Linked DNA regions of Homo sapiens: region 2 is linked to region 1. Evidence: read pairs that join two places in POLR2A ChIA-PET (ENCODE). Cell type or tissue: MCF 10A. All regions are shown on one strand. Links, peaks and the distances in the headings refer to the core of each region. The heading gives the core; the rest is flanking DNA. Region 1 overlaps CLSTN1 (calsyntenin 1). Region 2 overlaps CTNNBIP1 (catenin beta interacting protein 1).

Region 1 (5,372 bases), core at 311-5,310:
AAAGCAATTTAAATCCAATTATAGTGGTAACTTGGTTGTATTTGCCATAGTGGATAGATAAGTCAATATTTTCCTTTTGGATATTTTCATGGGGGAAGCACAGTTACTCATATAATATTTTTTCTTTCTTTTTTCTTTTTTGGAGATAATTCATATGCCACAAAAATCACCCTTTTTTTTTTTTTTTGAGACGGAGTCTCACTCTGTCGCCCAGGCTGGGGTGCAGTGGCGCGATCTCGGCTCACTGCAAGCTCTGCCTCCCGGGTTCACGCCATTCTCCTGCCTCAGCCTCCCGATTAGCTGGGACTACAGGAGTCCGCCACCGCGCCCGGCTAATTTTTTGTATTTTTAGTAGAGATGGGGTTTCACCGTGGTCTCAATCTCCTGACCTCGTGATCTGCCTGCCTCGGCTTCCCAAAATGCTGGGATTATAGGCGTGAGCCACCGCGCCCTGCCAAAAAATCACCCTTTTAAAGTGTACAGCTCATTGAGTTTTAGAATGTTCCAAAAACCATGCACCTGCCAACCACTGTCTAACTCCAGAACATTTTCATCACCCCAAAAAGGAACCCTTGCACCAAGTGGCACTCATCCCTCAGTCTCCTTCACTCCCAAGCCCTGGCTACCACTACAGATTTCTCTATTCTGGATAATCATGTAAATGCACTGTACGGCTTTTTGTGATGGGCGTCTCCCAGCATGGTGATTTCACAGTTTACCTGTGTTAGGTGCCTAGCAGCCCCTCATTCCTTTTTTTGTTGCTGGATATTATTTCATTCTATGAGTAGATCACATTTTGTTTCTCTGTTCATCCACTGATGGACATTTGAGTTGCTTCTACTTTTTGGCTATTATGGGTCATGCTGCTGTGAACATTCCTGTACAGGTCTTTGTGTGGACATAGGTTTTCAGTCCTTTAGTATACACACAGGAGTGCAACTGATCCCCTTGACTGAAGCGTGGGGTCCTCTGCTGGAGGAGTGGGCAGCTGCATGGGGGGGAGGGAGCACCTGACCTGCAGCCGTATCCCTCCTTACCTCCCTCCCTCCTTCCTTCCCTCCCTTCCTCCCTCCCTCTCTCCCTCTCATTTCCTTCCTCTCTCTCTCCTTCCCTCCTTCGCTTCCTCCCTCTGTCCTTTCCTTCCTCTCTCCCTCCCTCTCCCTCCCTCCCTTTTCCCCTTTCTCCCTCTCTCCCTCATTCCCTCCTTCTGTTCCCCCCTCCCTCACTCCTTCCATCCCTTCTTCCCTCCTTCCCCCTTTTCCTCCCTCCCTCCCTCCCTCTTTCCCTTTCTCCTTTACTTTCTCCCTGTGTTGCTTCCTCCCTCCCTCCCTCTTCTGTTGCTTTGGTGCCACCCAACACAGAACCCCACCCCCGTGGTGCCACCCAACACAGAACCCCGCCCCCATAGTGCCACCTAACACAGAACCCCGCCCCCATGGTGTCACCCAACACAGAACCCCGCCCCCATGATGCCACCCAACACAACCCCACCCCCATGGTGCCACCCAGCACAGAACCCCACCCCCATGGTGCCACCTAACAGAACCCCGCCCCCATGATACCACCCAACACAGAACCCTGCCCCCATGGTGTCACCCAACACAGAACCCCGCCCCCATGGTGCCACCCAGCACAGAACCCCGCCCCCATGGTGCCACCCAGCACAGAACCCCGCCCCCATGGTGCCACCCAACACAGATCGCCAACCCCATGGTGCCACCCAGCACAGAACCCCACCCCCATTGTGCCGCTCAACACAGAACCCCGCCCCCCTGGTGCCGCCCAGCACAGAACCCCGCCCCCCGGTGCCGCCCAACACAGAATCCCGCCCCCATGGTGCCGCCCAACACAGAATCCCGCCCCCATGGTGCCGCCCAACATAGAACTCCGCCCCCATGGTGCCGCCCAGCACAGAACCCCGCCCCCATGATCTTGCCCAACATAGAACCCCATCCCTATGGTGCTACCGAACACAGAACCCCGCCCCCATGGTGCCGTCCAGGACAACCCCGCCCCCATGGTGCCACCCAGCACAGAACAGGACCCTATGAGACTGAGCAAGGGAGGTCAGGAACAGAGACCCTAGAGCCGAGGGACCAGTGAGTGAATCGTAGCTCTGCTACTTATTGGCTGTGTGGCCTTAGGCAAATTACTTACCCTTTCTGTGCCTCCATTTCATCATTTGTAAAAGGATAAGATGTCACAGACCTCATTAATGTCACAGACCTCATTGGTTTGGGGGAATGTTAGCTTCTTTATTCATACGTGTGAAGAGCTTTAAACAGTGGGTGGTACAGTAATTACCACCTACAGTATTTGCCGCTGCTGTTATTACTACTAATAGAATCTTTTAAAAATATTTTTTCACTTAACATTTTGTGAGAAATATTTTTTCATCTTTCTACAAAAGTCGTTATAGTGTTGCATTTTCTTACAGACTTTCTTAAGTATTTTTTGGATAAGACAGAGGCTAGACCTGGAGCCTTATTTTCATCTTAGATTGATTTGGGTGATGACATTGAGTTTAATTTCGCACCATGTTGAGGAGGAGGGTGGTGATGGTGGTGGCATCTAACGTTTATTGAGTGCCTGCAGTGTGGCAGAGGTTGCTCTGAGGGCCCGGTGTGGGTTACTTTCTCCGATTCTTTTCAGCAGGTTTTTTTTTTTTTTTTGAGATGGAGTCTTGCTCTGTTGCCCAGGCTGGAGTGCAGTGGTGCTATCTCGGCTCACTGCAACCTCCGCCTCCTGGGTTCAAGCAATTCTCCTGCCTCAGCCTCCCGAGTAGCTGGGACTACAAGTGCATGCCACCATGCCTGGCTAATTTTTTGTAATTTTTATTAGAGACGGGGTTTTACCGTGTTCCCCAGGCTGGTTACGAACTCCTGAGCTCAGGCAGTCTGCCCGCCTCGGCCTCCCAAAATGCTGGGATTACAGGCGTGAGCCACTGCGCCCAGCCTCTCTTCTCCAATCTTACGCAGTAGACATGCCCACTGTCCCTGTTCTCCAGGTGAGGAACCAGGCTCAGCGTGTCTGCCAGCTGCGTGACAGCAGGAGAAGCTACTTTGTTTTCCATTTTATCCCCAAAACCTCCGTCAGTGCCTGGAACACAGTCACTCCATAGATATTTGTAGAGGGAGGAGATGAGTTTACCCAGGATCACACAGCTCATAAGTGACAGAGCCGCCTCTGGGCCCAGCTCACTGTGTGAACATTCCAGTTCATAGTGTGATCCCACTACAAGGCATGTGTGTGTGGGTAGCCACAGGAGTTCACTTGTTAGAGCTCTGAAATGAATGCACATGCAATGCTGGGAGCTTAGTCATTGAAGCTCCTTGTAAGTCATCACTAATCAGACATTCACAATGAAGATCCAGTCTCGCCCGGATTGTTTCCTTGGGGTGAAATTCTGATACAGAGTCTTGGTATTTGTCAAGTGTTTTAGGAAATTTAAATGATTCAGTTTCTTGTTCTGCGCCTTCTCTTTAATCTGCTGAAAGCCTGAGTAGTCATGGGTCAGAAAACAATTTTTGTATTTTATTATTTATCTATTTATTTTTGAGACAGGGTCTCGCTCTGTCACCCAGGCTGGAGTGCAGTGGCGCGATCTCGGCTCACTGCAACCTCTGCCTTCCGGGTTCAAGCAATTCTCATGCCTCAGCCTCTCGAGTAGCTGGGATCACAGGCGTGCACCACCACGAGCCAGCTAATGTTTTGTATTTATAATAGAGACGGGGTTTCACCATGTTGGCCAGGCTGGTCTCGAACTCCTGGCCTCAAGTGATCCTCCGCCTTGGCCTCCTAAAGTGCTGGGATTACAGGCGTGAGCCACCGCGCCCGGCCTATTTTGTTTACATTTTATATATTTCGTGGAGAGTTACCAGCTTGAGCCTCATGTGTGGGCCACAGGGTTGGGGCCTTGAAGATGATGCATTCTGTTCTTGTCAGAAGCCGTGCCTCCTCTTCTTGTTTCCTCTTCAGAGCTCCTCCTTCTAGGAGGTGGTGGTGTTCTAGCAATCTCTTTCCTGCTTTTCCAGATTAAGTATGGATGTTTTACAAGATTGGTTGAACCATAATGATACAAATAGAATCCAAAAGAAGTTTCAGGGCAAGAATGGGAACTTAGTTTTCATTGATAGTCAGTTAGAGCCCACCGAGGAGCCCTGTGATACTCTTGTCTGTATTCTTTGTTATGAATGTGATTCACATGCCCTGAGGGTGGCCAGTGGGGTTAACTGCTGCATTTCACTGCCCAGTTTTGCTTTTTTAGCACATGTAACTGAGCTGACCTTGTGCTTGCAGCAGTGAATTGGTTGACCTGCATGAAATTGCCTTTTTTTTTTGAGACAGAGTCTCGCTGTGTCGCCCAGGCTGGAGTGCAGTGGCGCGATCTTGGCTCACTGCAACCTCCCGGGTTCAAGCGATTCTCCTGCCTCAGCCTCCTGAGTAGCTGGGATTACAGGCGCCCGCCGCCACCACGCCCGGCTAATTTTTGTATTTTTAGTAGAGGGAGGGTTCCGCTTTGTTGGCCAGGCTGGCCGCAAACTGCTGACCTCAGGTGATCCACCTGCCTCAGTCTCCCAGAGTGCTGGGATTACAGGTGGAGCAACGGCGCCTGGCCTCCATTTTTTTTTTTCTTTTTTTGAGATGGAGTCTCCGTTTCCCGGGTTCAAGTGATTTCGGCTAATTTTTGTATTTTTAGTAGAGACAGGGTTTCACCATATTGGCCAGGCTGGTCTCAAACTCTTGACCTCAAGATCCCCCTGCCTCAGCCTCCTAAAGTGCTAGGATTACAGGATTGAGCCACCGCACCAGGCCAATTTTTTCTTTTTTCTGAGATGGAGTCTCGCTCTTGTCGCCCAGGCTATAGTGCAATGACGCGATCTCAGCTCACCGCAACCTCCGCCTCCTGGGTTCAAGCGATTCTCCTGTATCAGTCTCCCGAGTAGCTGGGATTGCAGGCGCCCGCCACCACGCCCGGCTAATTTTGTATTTTTAGTAGAGATGGGGTTTCTCCATGTTGGTCAGGCTGGTCTTGAACTCCTGACCTCAGTTGATCTGCCTGCCTCCCAAAGTGCTGGGATTACAGGCCTGAGCCACTGCGCCTGGCCCAATTTTTTTAAATGTTGAAATATTAAGGTATTTGAAAAAAAAATGACATTTCACATGCTTCAGCTTAATCGAAGGCAATAATGCATTGAGTAACAATTTTAAGTAAGTAGCTGAATGTTAGGACAGGTGCTTCTTATTAACCGTGATTGACTTGAATGGACCCATTTTGGATGTAGACACCACCCAGGAAGAGTTTGGGATCAGTAATGATTAAATACTAGGTAGCTATGCTAGGTTTTCCAGAGATGATAAAAAAAAGTGTA
Region 2 (5,324 bases), core at 1-5,000, 120 kb before region 1:
CTGCCACTGTCCTTGCCTTCAGACTGGACAAGGCCTTGTGACCCATCAGGAGTTTTTGTCCCGATACCGTTTCCCACAGTAAGTTAATGGGATAAACACATGGGAGATTCTGAAGGGGTCTTTGTTTAAAGCATTGTTGATTTTGATTATTGGCTTGTTAAACATTTGGAGAGGAAGGAAACTGAGTCCTCAACAGCCTCTTAGGGGGAGGTTTCCTCCTTCCTTGGATTATGTTTTGTTCCGAGGTAGCTGGAGGGGAAAGGATCAGGAAGGTCGCCTCCTGCTTAGTAGAGCAGAAGCAATCACCCAAACAAGCAAGCAGTGTGGCTCACGTGATGCGTGGAGCCAGGAACCCTGGCCTCTGTAGCACAGATGGGTGTATTTGCGAAGTAAACAGATACACCTATATCTTTATGCAAATTAACACATACCTTTATGCTGACAGCCTGTTGGAAAGAGGCAGTGGCCTTAAAACTTCTTTTCTTTTTTTTTTTTTGAGACAGTCTCGCTCTGTTGCCCAGGCTGGGGTGCAGTGGTGTGATCATAGCTCACTGCAACCTCAGACTCCTGGGCTCTTGGGATCCTCCCACCTCAGCCTCCCAAGTAACTGGGCCTACAGGTGCAAGCCACTGCACACCCAGCTAATCTTTTTTTTTTTTTTTTTTTAGACGGAGTCTCGCTCTGTCCCCCAGGCTGGAATGCAGTGGCGCGATCTCGGCTCACTCCAAGCTCTGCCTCCCGGGTTCACGCCATTCTCCTGCCTCAGCCTCCCGAGTAGCTGGGACCACAGGCACCCACCACCACGCCTGGCTAATTTTTTGTATTTTTAGTAGAGACGGGGTTTCACCGTGTTAGCCAGGATGGTCTTGATCTCCTGACCTCATGATCCGCCCGCCTCAGCTTCCCAAAGTGCTGGGATTAGAGGCGTGAGCCACCGCGCCCAGGCTGCACCCAGCTAATCTTTTAAAGATTTTTTGTAGAAGCCAGGCTCGGTGGCTCATGTCTATAATGCCAGCACTTTGGGAGGCTGAGGTAGGCAGATCACATGAGGTCAGGATTTTGAGACCAGCCTGGCCAACATGGCAAAACCCTGTCCCTACTAAAAATACAAAATAAAATTAGCTGGACATGGTGGCACGCACCTGTAGTCCCAACTACTCGGGAGGCCGAGGCAGGAGAATCACCTGAGACTGGAAGGCAGAGGTTGCAGTGAAACGAGATTGCGCCACTGCACTCCAGCCTGGGCGACAGAGGGAAAGAGCGAGACCCCATCTCCAAAAAAAAAAAAAAAAAAAAAAAAAAAAATTTAAAGAGATGGGGTCTTACTTTATTGCCCAGGCTGGTTTTGAAGTCCAGGCCTCAAGCAATTCTCCTACCTCAGTCTCCCAAAGTGCTGGGATTACAGGCATTTGCCACTGTGCCCAACAAAACTTATTTTCCGAAGAGTTTGATTGGGAAGCGTTTCCCCAGGAGGCTGCACCTGGGGTCTCTCAGCCAGGTCCTGAGGATGACCATCCCCAGAGCCGGGTGGTGAGGAGGGGGCTGCTTCCGGGGGCACAGTCCTGCAGCCGATCCAATTGATTTAATGACCTAATCCTCACCACAGGAAGCTGGAGGCTTTCCCAGCCCTGGGATTCTGAGGGGATGCAGCAAACTCAGTTCAGGAAGCTTGTTTGTTTGAACCAATTATAGAGGCTTTAATGAGGGAAAGCTATGGAGGGAATGGGGCAAGGGGAGAAGAGCTGGAGAGAGAGGTGCCTGTTGAGAAGATCTGGGTGACCCTCAGGCAATGGGAGGGCCGGGCCATGCCCAGGCCTGCCTCTGAGGATGAGGCTTGTCCTTGTGGGAATGGGGTGGCGTGAACATGTCAGTGTGGTTCAGAGTGAAGGGACCTTATGTACCTTGTGGAGAAACGTGAGTGCCCCCCACCCCCGCCAAAAATAGCACTGTGTCAGTTTTCCCCCTTTCTTCTTGAAGTACTTTTAAATTTCCTAATGTAATTAAAATTTTAAGCTGTGACCCTGCAAAGAGCTGGCATAGCTTTTGACAGCGGGATTGATGGAGCTTCCATAGGTCAAAATTTCCAGTCTGATCGCACTCTCTGGAGGTGACCCGCACTCTCTGGAGGTGACCCATGCTCTCCAGAACCTCTGGGCCAGGCTCCATCCCTGGAATTACTAGGTCTGGAAGTGGTCCCTTCCTGACAGAAATGCAAATTAATTTGCCTTTTGGGGACTTAGTCAGCTTGCTGGGGATCTCTCTGGTGTCCCAGGAGAGAAAAAGCGTTCCTCTACCTCCAGTTGACACAGAGGATCTTTTGATGCCTTTGCTCAGGAAGCTTCCTGCCAGGTGCACAGCCCATGGGGAAGGTCGGTCAGGCCTGGGAGGCCTCATACCCAGGAGTGAGGGGGCGCTTGTACCCATGCAAGAGCTAGGATTCCAGCCCTTCCATTGGCTTATAAATAGAAGAAGGCTCTGGATTCTGCATTAGTAACCCCTCTGGAACCTGCCAGAGGCTGAAGGTAATGAGTCAGACTGAATTAAAGGAAGATCCGTGGCTGGATTTTGTAGGCGTGCTGGTTCCTGACTTCAGGTCTCAGGCTCTGACTTGGCCAGGTTCCAGGGCTCCAGCTGTTCTCTGGGAAGAAAAAAGAACCTCTTTTAAAATTAAGCCGAAAGATGCCTTTCTTTTCTTCTGTCCTTGTCCCCCCACTGTGCAGAGAGAAAACCTCCACCAGCACGTCCCCTTGGTTAGAACAGTAGAGCCTGAAGACATAGCCCAGGATCTTCAGTGTTCTGGGGCAGCCAAGGAAACTTCCTCAGGCTCCACATGCCTTCCTGTTTGCATTGTTTTCAGCTGAATTTCAAGAGGCTGTCAGAGCAGGCCTGCCAGGTACTCTTGCCTCTGTAAAAAGGTGGGTTTCACTCAATTCAGGACTGGAGAGACAACGAGATCTGGGCCAGAATCACAAGGATAAATATTTTAAACCAGAAGATGTAAACAGATGCCTCATGCCAATCCAGTTATAGGAACATGCAGGTTCCTCCAGCTCCTTGGTGTGTTAGGATTATCTGAAGTGAGGCCATGCAAAGGCTGGGGGGCACTTCCTTCATGGTTCCCATTCACTTCACCACTCGAGGAGCCCCAGTTGTGGCTAGCAGTGGTGTCTCACCTGTCCAGATTCTTCAGCACAGAGCCTTACAAGTTTTTCTAGGGTCCACAAAAATATTGGCCATGTGGGAAAAAAATATATCACTCCCTCTACTCTTGTGAGTTACGTGAGGATTACATTTAATAAGAGATGTGGGTTTGTTTTAGTATGTCTCTGAGAATAAGGTTCCCTGGGGCCTATAAAGGCCTTAAAACCACCCCCGGTCTGTCCTCAAAGAGCTTCCAGTCTGGTGGTGAACATTTCTCAGATATCCAGGTACAGTGTTGGGGCGGTGATGCGAGAAGAGGAAATGCAGGCGGATGTGCAGACACAGGCCTCGAGGCAGCCCAGAGAAGGTGTTGTAGAGCAGAGAACATCTGTGAGGCTTGGTCTCAGGAATCAGGGAGGGAAGGAAGTTCTAGGTGGAAAGCATAGCAGATGCAGAGGCCCAGAGATGTGGAGGGAGCCTGGTGCAATCGGCAGCTCCGAGATGGCCCCCTAGTAGGGCTTCTCACTCAGCTCTCCAGACGTGGGGCTGGATAATTATTGGTGGTGGGCACTGATCCTGGCCTCTACCCAGCAGGACCCTACTAGTCGTGACAATCAAAAATGTCTCTAGATATTGCCACATTTCTGCCGTGGGGCAGAATCGCCCCCATTGAGAGCCACGGCTGTAGAGGGAATATGAGGGTAAGCTTGGATCTGACCGCCTGCCTCAGTGCGTGGGAGGGACAGAAGGAGCCCTTTCTTTTTGCTTCCTGTCCAGCGTGCAGGTCCTGGGGAAGCTGTCTCCAGGCAGGTTTGTGCCTGTGCTGGAGCACTTTGGTGTGTGTGGCATGCCTGCTGGTGGCCTGCAGAGCTTGCTCTGAACAGGAGCCCCTTCATAGAAAGGAGGATGCCCCAGTGGTTCCAGGCGCCTCCCTCCCAGCCTGGTTGCCGTGTCAGTACCTTTCCTGCAGTAGGTAGGCGGCTCAGCTGGGTGCAGCATTGCATTCTGGCCATTGCGGGGCTGTATTGAATGAGGTCAGGTGGATTTGATTTAAATGCTCCCAGAACCTTCCGAAAGGGCCTTCATCAGAGAGCTCTGGACCTGGAACAGCGTGCACGGCACTGCTGTGAAGGGGACAGGCGGGCTACTCTGATCTCGGAGTGTGCATAGGGCAAACTGTTGAGAATTCCAGAATCACTCCCACGGCAGCAGACCTGTAGCCAGAGAGGAAAGGGTCCTCCTGCATTTGGGCTTCATGGCTGCCCCCACTGGAGGAGGGCTAGCTGTGGCTAACATGGGGTGGTCTGGGATGCGATGCAGATGGCACTGTGTGTAGACAGATGCAGGGCCTCTCCCCATCGCCTTACATTACCATTTCTTAATTTTTTTTTTTTTTGAGGCAGTCTTGCTCTGTCACCCAGGCTGGAGTGCAGTGGCGCGATCTCGGCTCACTGCAGTCTCTGCCTCCTGGGCTCAAGCGATTCTCCTGCCTCAGCCTCACACCCAGCTAATTTTTGGTATTTTTTAGTAGAGACGGGGTTTCACCATGTTTGCCAGGCTGGTCTTGAACTCCTGACCTCAGGTGATCCGCGCACCTCAGCCTCCCAAAGTGCTGGGATTACAGGCATGAGCCACCGCGCCCGGCCACCATGCCCAGCTTTTAAATTTTTTTTTTTATTTTTTGTAGAGATGGGGTTTCACCTTGTTGCCCAGGCTCAAACTCCTGGCCTCAAGTGATACTCCCACCTCAGCCTCCCAAAGCGTTGGGATTACAGGCATGAGCCACTGTGCCCAGACCATATTTTCTTTTTAAAAATTAATTAGCGGGGTGTGGTGGCTCATGCCTGTAATTCCAGCACTTTGGGAGGCTGAGGCAGGTGGATCACTTGAGGTTAGGATTTCAAGACCAGCCTAGCCAACATGGTGAAACCCCGTCTTTACTAAGAATACAAAAATTAGCTGGGTGTGGTGGTGGGTGCCTGTAATCCCAGCTATTAGGAGGCTGAGGCAGGATAATCACTTGAACCCGGGAGGCGGAGGTTGCAGTGAGCTGAGATCGCACCACTGCACTCCAGCCTGGGTGACGGTGTGAGACTCCATCTCAAAAATAATTAATTAATTTCTATTGGTATATAATAATTGTAAGCCTTATTTTCGAATTAATCTCTGATTGGCAGTGGGTT

Evidence for each region. ChIA-PET counts read pairs that join two places held together with the same protein. Peaks named below come from ENCODE experiments on the same cell type or tissue, not always from the same donor. Only the 100,000 strongest peaks of a DNase experiment are listed, where the experiment ranks them.
Region 2: POLR2A ChIA-PET joins it to region 1 with 6 read pairs; 3 of 35 experiments call an interaction of 5 or more read pairs at or near these places.

Annotation. Positions count from the first base shown.
Region 1 is chr1:9,764,845-9,770,216 of GRCh38, reverse strand. The region is part of intron 2 of CLSTN1 (calsyntenin 1); the gene reads left to right. Among named protein-coding and RNA genes, the nearest start is that of CLSTN1, 56 kb to the left of the region's middle. RefSeq lists a silencer at 2,000-2,200. In MCF 10A, for the core only: no CTCF peak of the experiment used is centred there; DNase peaks (open chromatin) are centred at 3,306 and 4,206.
Region 2 is chr1:9,887,763-9,893,086 of GRCh38, reverse strand. The region is part of intron 1 of CTNNBIP1 (catenin beta interacting protein 1); the gene reads left to right. Among named protein-coding and RNA genes, the nearest start is that of CTNNBIP1, 20 kb to the left of the region's middle. In MCF 10A, for the core only: no CTCF peak of the experiment used is centred there; DNase peaks (open chromatin) are centred at 1,786 and 2,546.